Regions from separate parts of the Homo sapiens genome. Here region 2 is linked to region 1. The links are chromatin contacts, found by Hi-C or POLR2A ChIA-PET in ENCODE. All regions are on one chromosome and are shown on one strand. The core of a region is the stretch at or near the end of the contact, and the rest is flanking DNA. Distances in the headings are between cores, read along the strand shown.

The links. A loop is a pair of places that touch in the nucleus more often than their neighbours do. ChIA-PET counts read pairs that join two places held with the same protein, here RNA polymerase II (POLR2A). Pooled maps may share reads with other maps.
Region 2: a map of esophagus muscularis mucosa shows a loop between it and region 1 (1.9-fold over the local background). The contact joins two enhancer-like sites. A Hi-C loop is called at or near these places in 3 of 168 maps with a recorded cell type or tissue (aorta, esophagus muscularis mucosa and psoas muscle) and 2 of 50 pooled maps. POLR2A ChIA-PET finds 5 or more read pairs at or near these places in 1 of 52 experiments (HCT116).

What each region holds. Positions count from the first base shown.
Region 1 is chr10:28,176,515-28,183,884 of GRCh38, reverse strand. All of the region lies in intron 3 of MPP7 (MAGUK p55 scaffold protein 7), which reads left to right. Among named protein-coding and RNA genes, the nearest start is that of SNORD130, 110 kb to the right of the region's middle. Within about 2 kb of position 4,209, at least 6 of the 41 ENCODE cell types and tissues checked have a DNase peak (open chromatin) inside an H3K27ac peak, as active enhancers do; they include HCT116, where a contact is called at or near this core.
Region 2 is chr10:28,108,435-28,115,804 of GRCh38, reverse strand. The region is part of intron 11 of MPP7 (MAGUK p55 scaffold protein 7); the gene reads left to right. Among named protein-coding and RNA genes, the nearest start is that of SNORD130, 39 kb to the right of the region's middle. Within about 2 kb of position 3,949, at least 2 of the 41 ENCODE cell types and tissues checked have a DNase peak (open chromatin) inside an H3K27ac peak, as active enhancers do; they include HCT116, where a contact is called at or near this core.

The sequences.
Region 1 (7,370 bases), core at 2,960-5,459:
TACGCCAGGATTTGCACCATTTTCAGTATCCCTTTGGCTACATTGCTGCTTTTTCAGGATGATAGTTTCTTGTCTTAACAAACTTGTTTTTTTTTGAGATAGATTCTTGCTCTGTTATCCAGCCTGGAGTGCTGTGGAGCGATTGATTATAGGCCACTGCAGCCTCAACCTTTTGGGCTCAATGATCCTCCCTTCTCAGCTTTCCAAGTAGCTAGGACTACAAGTGCACAATACTGTGCCCAGCTAATTCTTTATTTTTTGCTGAGATGAGGTCTTGCTATGTTGCCCAAGCTGCTCCTGAACTCCTGGGCTCAGCAGCCCTCCTGCCTCAGCTTCCCAAAGTGTTGGGATTACAGCCATGAGCCACCACACCTGGCCTCTTAATAAACTTTTCTTCTGGCTTTTTTATTTCTTTGCTCTCACTCTTTTAAAATTACAGTGAAAATTAATAGTCTGTGATTAGAAATCTTTAAAAAGTTCTTGAGTTGGCTAAGTGTGTTTTCTAACTTTTCTTTCCCTTAAAATGTTATGAAATATTTTGGGCATTAAAAATGAGAACAATATACTGAACATCCATGTGTTCCAACACACAGCTTAAGAGAGAAAATATTGTAGATCCAGTTGAAGTCTGAACATCCCTCCTGTTCCCATTCTTTTCCTTTTCCTGCCAGTGATAACCTTCATCTTGAGTTTGTATTCACAATGTGAGATATTATTTCGTCTGTTTTAAAACTCTTATAAATAGAATCATATTTACATGACACATTCCTCTTTCCTCAACTTGCTCTTTTTTTGTTTGTTTGTTTGAGATGGCGTTTCGCTCTTGTTGCCCAGGCTGGAATGCAATGGCGTGATCTTGGCTCACCGTAACCTCCACCTCCCAGGTTCAAGCGATTCTCTTGCCTCAGCCTCCTGAATAGCTGGGATTATAGGCATGCGCCATCACGCCCGGCTGATTTTTGTATTTTTAGTAGAGATGGGGTTTCTCCATGTTGGTCAGGATGGTCTCGAACTCCTGACCTCAGGTGATCCACCCGCCTTGGCCTCCCAAAGTGGTGGGATTACAGGCGTGAGCCACTGCACCCGGCTCAATTTGCTCTTTTGCTTAACATTTTGTTAATGAAATTTATTGTATTTATGGTGATATAAATAGGTCTAATTCATTTGTTTACATTGCTATCTATGGCATTATGTGACTAGATAACAAATCATCTATTCTCATGTTGATGAATATTTGTATTGAAAGTTGGCTTGTGAGTACAAGAGTCATATGTCTGGAAATCATCTTTATCTCCATGTCACTATTGGGAACAGTATAGGAGATAACTTTTGTGTGGATTCCCCTTGTACACACATGCAGTCCCTTCTGTAAGTAACGTACCTAAGAATGGAGTTGCTGGACCATAAATATATACATCTTACACTTTAGTAGATATTGCCAAATTACTTTTCTAACGGATTGTATCATATTATAATCCAGGAGTTCCAATTACTTCACATTTATTTCAGCATTTTGAATTGTTAGACTTTAATTTTTGCCAACTTCCAATCCAGACCATTAATTAAAATACTTACCAACAGGATCAATTTGAAATACCATAATATCTCCTTGTTTTAGTTTATATTTATTTGAATATTAGGGGTTGAACATATGTTTGAGTCATTCCAGTTTCCTTTTTATATCCTTTGCTATTTTTTTTGCTTTGGTTATTTGTCTTTTTCTAGTTGATTCGTAGGAATTATTTTGTACATTCTGATGCTGGATCTTTGTTTATATGTATTGTAAATTATCTCCTGGTCTGGGCTCACTCCACTCTTTCCGATAATTTATCATAAGTGTTAAAACATACATCCATGCAGAAAGTCTTCTCTCTGTCTTAAATGCAGAAGCAAAGGCATCTTCACAGACTCACCATTTAACACAAAATCCTTATTAGCTCACTGGGTCTTACTGAAAGCATGTATGAGTCGGAGGTTTATGTAGCTCCTGGCCAAGTCTGAGGTCTGGTTTATTTTTATGTGCTGGCTCTAGCGGGGTCCTCTGGGACTGTTTGAACTGATCTAATATTCTCATTTGGTTGTAAGCATCTATAGAATGTATTTTTAGCACCTAGTCTAATTATGGGTATAGTTGTTCATTGAGTAAAGTTCTTTTCAGGCAGAATCTGTGTATAGTGTTTTTTTTGTTTGTTTATTCTGCGTTACCTCAAAGCGTAGTAGGTGTTCAAGGGAGATTGCCTGATTAAAGGAAACTGAATAACTTGCCCTTCCAGGCTCTGTCTTGCCCAGTTTGTTTTCCATTCATTTCACAAATACTTGAGTGCCCATCGTGGGGCACGATAATAGATGCTCACATCTCATTGGATTCATTTATTGAAGTATTATGGTTATTCACAAATAATTGATGAATGTAGTTTGATTTTTCAGTCAGCTCAAGTTGTGGCATAAGTTGCATCATCTTTATTACAGACAGATGATAGTTAATAAAGAAAGATATTTTTATCCACCTGGTTTAAAATGAAGTTTATTGTTGATATTTCTGCATGTCAATAAAATAGGAATTAGGAATGTTCTATGATGATCACGGTTTAACAATAATAGACTATCAAAGGAAATTACTGAATTAGATTGGTTTTATCATTCTTTCCATTTTCACGTAAAATACTTTAAATCTTTAACATTTTAAAATTGAGTATTTTTAAATGTTTCAAAATGTTATTTAAAATACTTTATTATAATTCTATAAGACATTAATGTAAATCTAATTTATTATAAAGAACCTAAAAGTAAAATTAATAAGCTTCTGTATATGTAAAATTAGTTGCAGGTGATCCATTCTGAATCAAAAAATTATTTTATATTTATCTACCCACCCATGGGTCCATCCATTCATCCATCCATCCATCCGTATATCCTGCAGTAGTGCTGTTTACAGGTACATGTAAGATTGCACTTCTCCACCTCTTGATGTTAGTTATGGCCACATGACTTGTTTAGTCAATAGAATGTGAGTGGGAGTGAAGTGTGTCACCGCTGGGCAGAAGCCTTTAGCAGTCAGTGCACTCTGTCTCTTCTTCCTACCCTCCAGCCCCCATTGCTGACTGCTGATGTTCCAGGTGGTGGGAGTTCTCCCCACCTGGGTCTGAGCACGTGGGCTTGTGGAGCAGAGTTCACAGAGGAAATGCAGTAGACAGAGAGTGTCTGGGGGAATATAAACTTTCGTTGTTATATGCTGCTAAGGTTTAGGCATTGCTTATTACCACAATATTATTTATAACTTAATTTTAACAAGTATTTTCACTATATTACATTTCAAATATATTTTTCAAATATGGCTTAGTGATGTAGAAATTAAAATAAATAGTTATTAACATTGCATGAGGCTAATTACTTTTAGGTAGTTGCTATTGATCTAACAGTTGCGCTGTAGAAAGTTCATATTCATTTTCTTGTCAAAACTTGGTAATTTTTACATTTTCTTCTTTGATAGACATGCATCTCCCCTCTGCAACCACTGTGGCAAGGCTTGAGAAAGGGTGATATGTCTTGTAAGATGTCCCTGTTTTACTTGATTATTCCAGTTTAATATTAATATATTAACCCAGGAGTGTGCTATCCTGGATACTTTTGATTTGTGTTTCCTTTCATCACTAATAAAACTAGAAGACAAATGTATCTACATTGTTCTTAGAGTCCCCTGTTTCATTACTACATTTCACAATTATTTTTGCTTAGCAAGCGAGGGCTATCAATATCAAAGTATAATACACCCCCTCCCTTCTGATAAAAAACTTTCCTATTTTTTTTGAAAGGCTTGAGTGTATCAAATGGTGTATTTTCATATGCAATTAGTGTTTTAATTGTACCTTTATTTTCTTTCTCACTTTGGAAGCATAGCATCTAGAATTGCTTTCTTCCTCATTGTTTTCATTTCTGTGTTCAGTTAAAAGCTAAATGAAAGGATGTTAACTGCCAACTTTAAAAATACATTTTATTTGTGAATTTCATTTGTTTAAATTGGAATGTTATAAATTATACAGATGGTAAAAATTTGATTTTCATTACTTGACAAAGTTGGCATGTATCTTTGTCTTTTAATTTGAATAAATATTTGGCTAGCCACTATTGTGTGCCTAGTAAATTTAGGTAGTGTTTCAAGCCACTTTTTAATATTATGTGCCTCCACTAGGTGGTGCTCATTCCTTCGGGACATCTGAGACCTAGCTTAAAGAATTTAGTTCTGTCACTGATGGGTTAAAGATAAAAGAAGCAAATTCAGGCCAAAGCAGTACGAAAAACTTGTGAAATTTTTTTATTTCATGTAATGAGTTGTGAAACTCTGTAGTAGAGGTATTTATTATTATTAATGTATGATATTTCCAAGAAATCAGTAATTTTATTATATGGCTCATTTATATAAAATGTATTTAAATAGTTATTATAGATTGTGTTAGATGATGGGGATGCAATGGTGAAAAACAGACACGGTGGTCTTAAACCATATGACTCTTGGAATCAACACTCAAGTAATCACTTGAGTAAGTGTGTAATTATTACTGAGATAGGGACAGGTTTTTGGTGCTTTGAGTGTATAAGGGGCAGAGAAGGGGGTATTTTCCAAGATTCTGGGAAGTTTTATTGAAGAACTGATCACTGATCTAGTTAAATAAGATCTGAAAGTTGCTGAAGAATTAACCAGTGTGAGTGTGTTGGAGGAGAAATTTCACAGTGATGAGGTTAGTGTGGGGTTGCAAGGAGTTCTTTATCTGCACCCCAGTCGTTGTAATGGTTGGATCCAATGGACCTTTTCAGTCCTGGAGACATCTGTTCTTCAGCTTTAATTTCTTGATAATTTCCTTCCCTCAGCTCTTCTCCTCTTCCATCTTTCTAGAAGTTCTTTTAGGTGAATATTGGCCTTTCTGGATTTTACCTTTGCTTTTAAAGAGATTTCTTCAACTTTTACTACATTTCTCTTTAAAATCTTAAAAATTCGCTGCTGCTATTTTAATTCCAGTACATTTGAGAAGAATGTCTCTGTTTCTTTTTTGTAACATCTTAGTCTCATTCCATGGATACACTATAGAATCTTTCTGAGGATAATTAAACAAAACAAAAGCCCCCTTTTTGTTGATTCTGTGTTCCATGAACTTTTCAAAGTTCTAAGTACCTTGTTTCTCTCTTCCAGCAACCCTTTAGATAGATATTAATCTTTACCCCATTGTAAAGATTAGAAGAATGAGGTACCACTTTGATTACACAGCCAGTTAGGTGGTAGAGCTGGTCTTGAACCCAGGTGGTCTGACTCAAGTTCTACATTTTTACTATCATGCTACTCTGCTTGTTGATGAGTATTCAGTAGAATGGTTTCGGTTTCATTTTCAATTCTCCTCATTTTGTTCACAATTTTTCTTTACTCTGGGACTTTTTTTTTCCTGTTTTGCCTGCTTGGTGTTTATCCTGTGGGGGCTTTCCTCAAATGTCTGCTTATTCTTGGTTGTCTGCCTGTGTTTAATAGTGAGTTGTTAAAAGAGCTGATTGGAAGATCTATGTGTTGGAGCAGGGCCTGGTGACAGGTGGAATCTCTGTAGAACAGTGGTTTTCGACTGAGTTGGATTCCTTCTCGCCTTTCCTGGTCATTTGGCAACATCTGGAGGCATCTTTGATGGTGATGACTTGAGGAGGGGGTACTGCTGGCATCTAGGAGAACAGCTCAGGGATGCTGCTGAACATCCTGCGATAGACAGGAAAGCCCCTCACAACAAAGAACTATTCAGCCTAAAATGTCAGTAGTGCCAGAACTTAAAAACTCTGCTTCAGAGGGAAAGGATGAAAAATCAGCTACTGTTGGTTACAGGAGGAGAGATTGCAAATCCCAGAATAAAGAGCCATTTTTCTCCATGGCTCTTCAGTTTTTTCATCAGAGAGACCTGGAATCTGCTGCCTGGGCCTTAGGTGGCTGGCTGCTTGACATTCTGGATCAGCCAAGGGAAAGGAGCCCCTCACAGTATTTAGGGTTTCAGCACCTGCATGCCTGGCATCCCTGATCCGCCAGCATGACAGTGTTCCCTGGGTCAAATTGTCTCTTTTAAACAATTCCCCACTTTGTCTGGTTCTATGCGGTGGCTTCCTTTTTCTAAAAATTTTTGAACTCTCTAGTCTTCTGTCTCATTTCTGTTATTTTTAATTTGAAAAATCATCTTAGTGCAACTTAGGATAGAGAAGAGATCCGTATCTTTAATCACTAAACTTTGTAATCATAATTTTTAGTGGCATTATTGTAATCCATCAACCGCTTATGCTATGGTTTATTTAATCATTTTCTTATCATTGTACAGAACAATTTTTCCTTATCAATTCTTAGGTTATTTTGAAATACAGCTTATATAGGAACAATTAATCTACGAATTTTCACAATGTTGTTTTGGTGCCCTTGCACCCTCCAAAAGTGAATCAGTAAGAACTCTTTTTTTTTTTTTTGAAATGGAGTCTCACTGCGTTGCCCAGGCTGGAGTGCAGTGGCGTGATCTTGGCTCACCACAACCTCTGCCTCCTTGTTTCAAGTGATTCTCCTGCCTCAGCCGCGCCACCATGCCTGGCTAATTTTTTTTTTTTTTTTTTTTTTTTGCATTTTTAGTAGAGTTGGGGTTTCACTATGTTGGCCAGGCTGGTCTCGAACTCATGACCTCATGATCTGCCTGCTTGGCCTCCCAAAGTGCTGGGATTACAGGCGTGAGCCACTGCGCCCGGCCAGAACTCTTTTTACTATCGGTATGAATACAAAGATTTTTGTATATTTGATGAGTTTTAGTCCACTGCAATTATTCTTGTTTTTTTCTTTTCTTTCTTTTTTTTTTTTAAATTATACTTTAAGTTCTAGGGTACATGTGCACAATGTGCAGGTTTGTTACGTATGTATACATGTGCCATGTTGGTGTGCTGCACCCATTAACTCATCATTTACATTAGATATATCTCCTAATGCTATCCCTCCCCCACCCCCCCACCCCACGACAGGCTCCGCTGTGTGATGTTCCCCGTCCTGTGTCCAAGTGTTCTCATTGTTCAATTCCCACCTATGAGTGAGAACATGTGGTGTTTGGTTTTCTATCCTTGCGAAAGTTTGCTCAGAATGATGGTTTCTTTTTTTTTAGACAGAGTCTTGCTCTGTTGCTCAGGCTGGAGTGCAGTTGCACAATCTCAGCTCACTGCAACCTTTGCCTCCTGAGTTCCAGCAATTCTCCTGCCTCAGCCTCCCTAGTAGCTGGGATTACAGGCATGTGCCATGACACCTGGCTAATTTTTTATTTTTATTTTTAATAGAGATGGGTTTCACCATGTTGGTCAGGCTGGTCTCAAACTCCTGGCCTTGT
Region 2 (7,370 bases), core at 2,700-5,199, 68 kb after region 1:
AGGGTATCCATTTAAGCAAGGTGTAACTTAGTTCATTCAAAGGCAAACATTTGTCAGTTGATAATCACAATAGGCAAAAAAGAATTTAAGCATTGAGTAAAATAACGAATTCACTGCACACGGTACCGGTATTTTGGAATGTCTTAACACTTAGGAATAATATATCACAGGATGCTACAAGTCATTGTAATAAAGCTTTTCAAGTTGAGTAAGCTTCTTCTTCCTGGATTCTTAAGTAATTTTATTTGTTGTTTTCATACATAAAGTTAATTCAGAAACAAACACATTGCTTATGTTGTTACATGAAGTTTGTATGTCTAAAACATTGTCAAACATTTTCTTAATATTGGTGGGGTCTTGTATAAACAGAAACACGTGGGGTTTTAAAAAATACCTAACATTGGCCGGGCACAGCGGCTCACGCCTGTAATCACAGCACTTTGGGAGGCCGAGGCAGGCAGATCACAAGGTCAGGAGTTCGAAACCAGCCTAACCAACATAGTGAAACCCCGTCTCTACTAAAAATACAAAAAAATTAGCCAGGCGTGGTGGCACATGCCTGTAATCCCAGCTACTCGGGAGGCTGAGGCAGGAGAATCGCTTGAACCTGGGAGGCAGAGGTTGCAGTGAGCCGAGATTGTGCCATTGCACTCCAGCCTGGGCAATAAGAGTAAAACTCCATCTCAAAAAAAAACAAAAACAAAAAACAAAACAAACAAACAAACAAACAAAAAACCTAACGTATTTTTCCCCTAATACTAATACTATCTGGAAGATGCCAGAGTTCAGAGTTTGGGTGGAAAGAGGTGTAGATGAACTAAGTTGTAAATTTCATATCTGATCACTTAAATCGAAGATGGTTGAGGTGAAGAACCTTCTAACTGTTACTGCTCACACTCAGTCTCAGTGAACTGTGTTCTCCTGGGATTCCCCAAGATGTTGCTTCTCAAACACTATCAGAGTAGATGCTTCTAGTCTTTCCATTGGAAGCGTTCTCAGCCCTATTGTCTCTTGTATTTTGTCCTGGGGACTCAATGCCATGCAGGTTGGAAAGCATTGGTTAACTCTTAGGGGTCTGATCTGTGGTTGCGGATTATTGCAGACTTTTAGGACGGATTGCGGTAGGGGGTGGGGAATTTAGGAAAGTGGTTTCTAGTATGGGGATTTAACCTTGCCCATGTGAATAATAGCACACTAATATAGACACAGTTTCTCCACTTGTCAGGAGTGTCACACATGTCCCTTGCAGAGTGACATCCAGCAGAATGGGACGTTTACTACTGCCCAGTGTGCAGGACTCACCACGTGCTTTTCACAGAACCTTTCTAGTTCATTCTCTTAAGACAGCACATTTATCTTTCTCTTTAAAAAAAAAAAAGGTTTTCCTTTTTTTGAGACAGGCTCTCACTCTGTTGCCCAGGCTTGAGTGCAGTGGCACCATCATAGCTGACTGCAGCTTTGAACTCCTGGGCTCAAGTGATCCTCTTGTCTCAGCCTCCTGAGTAGCTGGGACTACAGGCATGCGCCACCACCCCCAGCTAATTTTTAAAATTTTCTGTAGAGATGGGTTCTCACTATGTGGTTCACGCTGATCTCAAACTGCTGGCTTCAAGTGATCCTCCTTCTGTGGCCTCCCAAAGTGCTGGGATTATAGGCATGAGCCACTGTGCTCAGCCACATTCATCTTTTTGAGATCTTCTTGGCCTCCCCTTTGTCACTTTTCTAACTTTCCTCTCCTGCTCTAATGTACTTGAAGATAGCAGATGGTGGACTCTTGATAACACTGGAGAGAGGAGCTGGCCCTCCCTGGCCACTCCTGGCAGGAGACTCTCCCTTGGAATACCGAAGCTTTGGGGAGGGATGGCGGGCCATGGGAGGTCATGCTAAGTCAGTAGGAAACTTGTAAGAAACTTTATGTCCCTCGACCTCTCTCCTGCCCATTTCTAGTCTGAGACTTGAGTAATCAAAACATGATTTTGTCATGATTAGCATAGCATTGAATTAAAAACTCAGACTCGAGCCAGATGGCATGGGTCCAAATCCCAGTTTTAACATGGACAAGTGTGTTGTATTTTTTTTTCTTTCTAATTAGTTCTTGAGCTCTCTCTAGAAAGTGGCTATAAACTCTAGCCCTGCTCTGATGCAGGGGAGGTGGTCGTGGCTGTCTGCAGTGTGCCTTTCTTGGGATACTTCTTTCTGGTGGAAGGCCTAATGCCTAAGTGTCCACCTGTGACCAGATGTCCTCTCTCATAAGGACTTGATTATATTGACAGACACTCTTGGGGCTCTTGTCTGACCTGTTTCCGGTTTATTCCTACCAAGATAGCCACTCTCTAGGAATGCCCTGACCAGGAAATACTGTAGATTCAGGTGTGCTGGGCAGGTGAGACACAGAGGAGGCAACGTGAAATAGCAGGGGTGCATGAAATAGCAGAGGTAGTGTATTACTCACAGATCCCAGAGAGGAGAGCAGTATACCTCGCAGGGCCAACAGGAAGAGGGGAGTTGTCTGGGATGCAGACTCAACCAGTGTGTGGGGAGCAAGAGAGATGGGGGGACCAAAGCCTTCACTGGGGTCCAGGACATTACCCAAGCAAGCTTTCCTTCTGGGAGTTCTAAATAGTGGGTGTAAAGAAAGCAGGCATGAGTTCCGTGGAGTTATGCTGTGACTGAGAGGTGGTCACTGCAGCATAATTGCATGGTCCACGTGGGGTGTAGAGGTCACGGAGTGAGTCAAATAGGCTGTATCCGTATGTCCCATAGTGAGGTGGTCACCAGCAGGCAGTTGTATAAGGCAGATATCTGGATGGGCTGCCTTGAGGAAGTGGGAGGAGGCAGAGAGCTTGAAGCCATGTCAAGGGCGACTAAGCCCTGTTTCTGATATGAGAAAGTTAAGCCTGCATTCACAATGGATGCCAAAGCAACATAAAATTATGAGAATTCACTATAGGGTTCTTTCTTATCTGAAAAAAATGGGGATTATAGTACTGGACTCATAGATTGTTGGGGAATTAAATAAGTTTGTGTATTGTAGTGTACACAGAACAGTGCCTTCCACATAGTAATAATCATGTGACTATCCCAACTCTCTTCTGAGATCAACGTTTTATATATTTTTTCCTCTTTGTTCAAACTTGCTAAGTCTGAGAAATTCTGTTTCCTTTTCTTACTGGATGTTCATTAAGCATGATACTTGCTACTGAATATATGTGTGTGGTTATATCAGTGATATAAAAATATCATTTTCTCTCTACTTAAAAATTTTATGGAGAAACATTCTTTTGCAAATTTATACAGCATATTCATGAAATTTTATTAAAATGTGAAATATGTACTATATGTGATATAAATTACAGATTTTTTTGTGGATTGGCATTGGTGTTTTAATTTTTTGTTGGTTTTTGTGGTATGGCTTTTATCATTTGATTTCCATGGCGCTAAGTCTTTAATCGAGGGTGTAGTATTTAATCTATCCCATTGGTCCTATAAAAAAATAGACTCTATGTTTAACAACCCACTTTATAATGGAGTACCTGAGATTTCAAAGTGACCCATCTGATGTCCATCATGCCTAGCTGTTTGCCTAAGCCACATCATATCGTTTATTTCTTGTTTTCTAACCGTTTGCTTTAGATGCGCATGACAGGTCAGAGTTACTAAGACATGTGCTTAAATAAAGTCACAACTTGGGTGATTCAAAGCACGAGCCTGAATAATAATAATGATTTGCTTGTGATATTTGCTAATACTGGTCAAACCAAGCCAACATAGTTTAAGGATCCATAGGTATTTGAAAAATAAAAATACAGTGGTATACACCTTCCTGGAAGTGTTTTCTTTGGCCACTATTCTGTAGCTTGGATGGATGAGGGGAGAACTGTTCTGATCACTCCTATTTGCTCTGAGGTCATTGTAGTGAAATGCTTTGTACCTTGACTCATAGTTAGATTTGCCTCTGTAATATTGCCAGTATTTTTTCCACCCTTCTGAAAGCGAGTCTCTGAAGTCATATTTAACTTTTAAATTGCTATCCTCTTAGTAATTTAGGAACTGTTTAGGATTACTTTCTAAAATACCTTTCATCAGATAATATAGACAGAATAAAAATAAATGATTCTGCATAACTCATTTGATATGTATATAACATTGATAATTGTCAGGTTATTGTTAAATTTACAGGATATTTAGATATGTTAAGGACAAAATTTGTTGTTTCTAATATCCTTTTTTCTTTCCACTATTTTTATCGAGAAATTTCTTTTAAGTGTTGAACAGATTGATTTACAAACAAAACTGTTCTATGAAAATAAATGTAATCCCCTTATTAAAGACATTATTTTGAAAAAAATGCTGAAGGTTTTTGTTCTGGTTATTTTTCCCATTTGGTTATTTAATAAGCTATGTAAGGACTATGTTTTGACAACTTAAGTGTATGCATTCTTTTTAAAACAAGGCTGCAGTGCAGCCTAAAATGTAGTTTTTCATAAATTCTATTTATTTGTTGACTGATAATTTTGAAACATTTAAAATACATTTGTTTTTTCCTTTGGCTTTGCTAAGATGAGGAAACAGTTGAGTGTGGTAGGTGGATTTTTTTTTTCCTTTGGGTGCAACATCTTCCTATTCTAATTGCATTTTCTGCACATTTAATCATTTCCTTTCTCATTTTCTTTGTGCTTCTCAGAGGAAATTAAAGGTACATGTATAATAAGTTACCCTGCATAGTCTAGTCATTTTATTTAGTGCACATATATGTAGGATTAAATTGAATATAACAATCAACTTACAAATGTACTCTGTTGTACATCCAAACTTCCATCTTGACGTTACAATACCAAAAATTGTGGTTGCACTTTGTTTTAGAAAGAAATATGCATTTTTTTGCTTTATGCAGCAGAAATATAGAATGTAATCTGAAATAATACATTATATTTTTATTCTGTCAGTAGTCTTAAATGTGAATGAAATAAACAGTATTATTCAAATGTATTGACAGACGTATTTTGATGTAGGATCTAGGGGAACCTTCTCAATTAATTTATTTCTGTGCAGTCTATGCTGCTAGTTCCACAAGAAAGAGGCCTAAAATATTAAGTACCCCACTACTTAAATAAAGTTTTTAAGATATGTATAGCCTAGTATTCATGTGACTTAAAAATACTAGCACATTGCTTACTTTACAAATGTTTTTATCAGTTCTTTAAAAGAAATACCAATATTTCATTCCCCTGTTACTCCCAACATGAAATCTCTTCTTATCAATAGAAAGGACATATTTTCATCTTAACCTTTCTGTCTAATCCAATGAGCCAAAATAAGTGCTGTATTTTTACCTATTATCTAAGAGCCTGATTTACAAAAGTAAATGTACTTTGGGGGATCAGGTGGCATCATTTTCTTAACTTTAAAAATATAGGTCGGGCGTAGTGGCTCACGCCTGTAATCCCAGCACTTTGGGAGGCCAAAGTGGGCGGATCACCTGAGGTCAGGATTTCGAGACCAGCATGGCCAACATGGCAAAACCTTGTCTCTACTAAAAGTACAAAAATTAGCCGGGTGTGGTGGTGCGTGCCTATAATCCCAGCTACTCAGGAGGCAGAGGCAGGAGAATCGCTTGAACTCAGGAGCGGAGGTTGCAGTGAGTCGAGATTGCACCATTGCACTCCATCCTGGGCAAAAGAGTGAGACTCCATCTCAAAAAAAAAAAGAAAAAAGAAAAAAGAAGAAAATATAAACCTCTCAGACAAGTCTCGTATAATTTTCTTGGAACTGCATCAAGAAACCACTGAAGAAAGTTGGAGGAATTAAAAAAACCCTGCATGATGTTTAAAAATATCACTTTAAACTTAAATATAAAACAAACTGTTTTATGTTTAAGAGTGGCATTGCAAGGGCTGTTCTATGCTGTGCTTTACCTAATTGTTTTAAGTGTTTTTTTTTTTTTTTTTTTTTTTTTGCGTCTGCGGCTGGCCTTCTAACTGTTCTGCTTTATTTCTTGGCTTTTGTTCTGTATGCTTTTACACTCCATCCAGAAGATGCTGACTATGCTGGTAACAACAGTGGAACCTATATAGGTGAGCACTTGGCCACGGAGGAGGATCTCTTTCTTTCTGTTGCTTTCCTCGAAGTCATTACCTCGTTTTATCTGAAATGAGCGCATTTGCACTCGCATGCTCTGAGATTCGGTGGGGGTGGCATGCACCTTCACGTTACACAGGCTCAATGGGCTGGACACAAAGGGTTTCCTAGTGTGCTTTGGTTATTATATTCCGGAAACGTTGCCAGATGCCCTATCTTTATATTAATCTAATTTATATTTTTGATATAAGATAAAAATAATTGTATAATTTTTGATAGACGGTGGAAAAGCATCCTATTGGCACTAAGCAATTTTACACAATTAATGGCATCTGGACTTTTCTAATTACCTAGTTAATTGTGAATTAATCAACACTTCTAAATAACCTTTTTCTTCCCGACAACTTTCTGCTTATTTGTTGTTGTTGTTGTTGTTTTTGAGATGGAGTCTCACTCTGTTGCCCAGGTTGGAGTGCAGTGGCACAGTCTCCACTCACTGCAACCTCTGCCTCCGGGGTTCAAGTGATTCTCCTGCCTCAGCCTCCTGAGTAGCTGGGATTACAGGCACCCACCACCACGCCTGGCTTATTTTTGTATTTTTAGTAGAGACAGGGTTTCGCCATGTTGGCCAGGCTGGTCTCAAACTCTTGACCTCAAGTGATCTGCCCGCCTCAGCCTCCCAAAATTCTGGGATTACAGGTGTGAGCGACCGAGACTGGCCACTTTTTGTTTATGCTTTTTTATGACTTCTTATTCCCACAGCCTCCTCCTAAGTAAACATTGACTGAACAGCCCCAAATATAATTAAGCCTTATGACCAACTTTCTAATCTGTACTGGCAGGGAAAAATTCTAGTTTGGAGATGCCGAGGGTTGTTATACACGAAAATATTTAGAAATTGCTCAAGGCATTAAAATGATCTTCCCCAACATTTTACCTTCAAATTTTCCCACTCTTGCCACATCCAGGCATCATGACAAACTCTCTACTTTTAGTAGTGAGAGGGAATGAATGGTGAATTTTATTTTATATTATTTTATATTATTTTATTTTATTTTATTTTATTATTTGAGACAGGGTCTGGCTCTGTCACCCAGTATGGAGTGCAGTGGCATGATCTCGGCTCTCTGCAACCTCCGCCTCCCAGGCTCAAACCATCCTCCCACCTCAGCCTCGCAAGTAGCTTGGACTACAGGCCTGCACCACCACGGCCAGCTAATTTTTTTGTATTTTTGGTAGAGATGAGGTTTCACCATGTTGCCCAGGCTGGTCTCAAACTCCTGAGCTCTAAT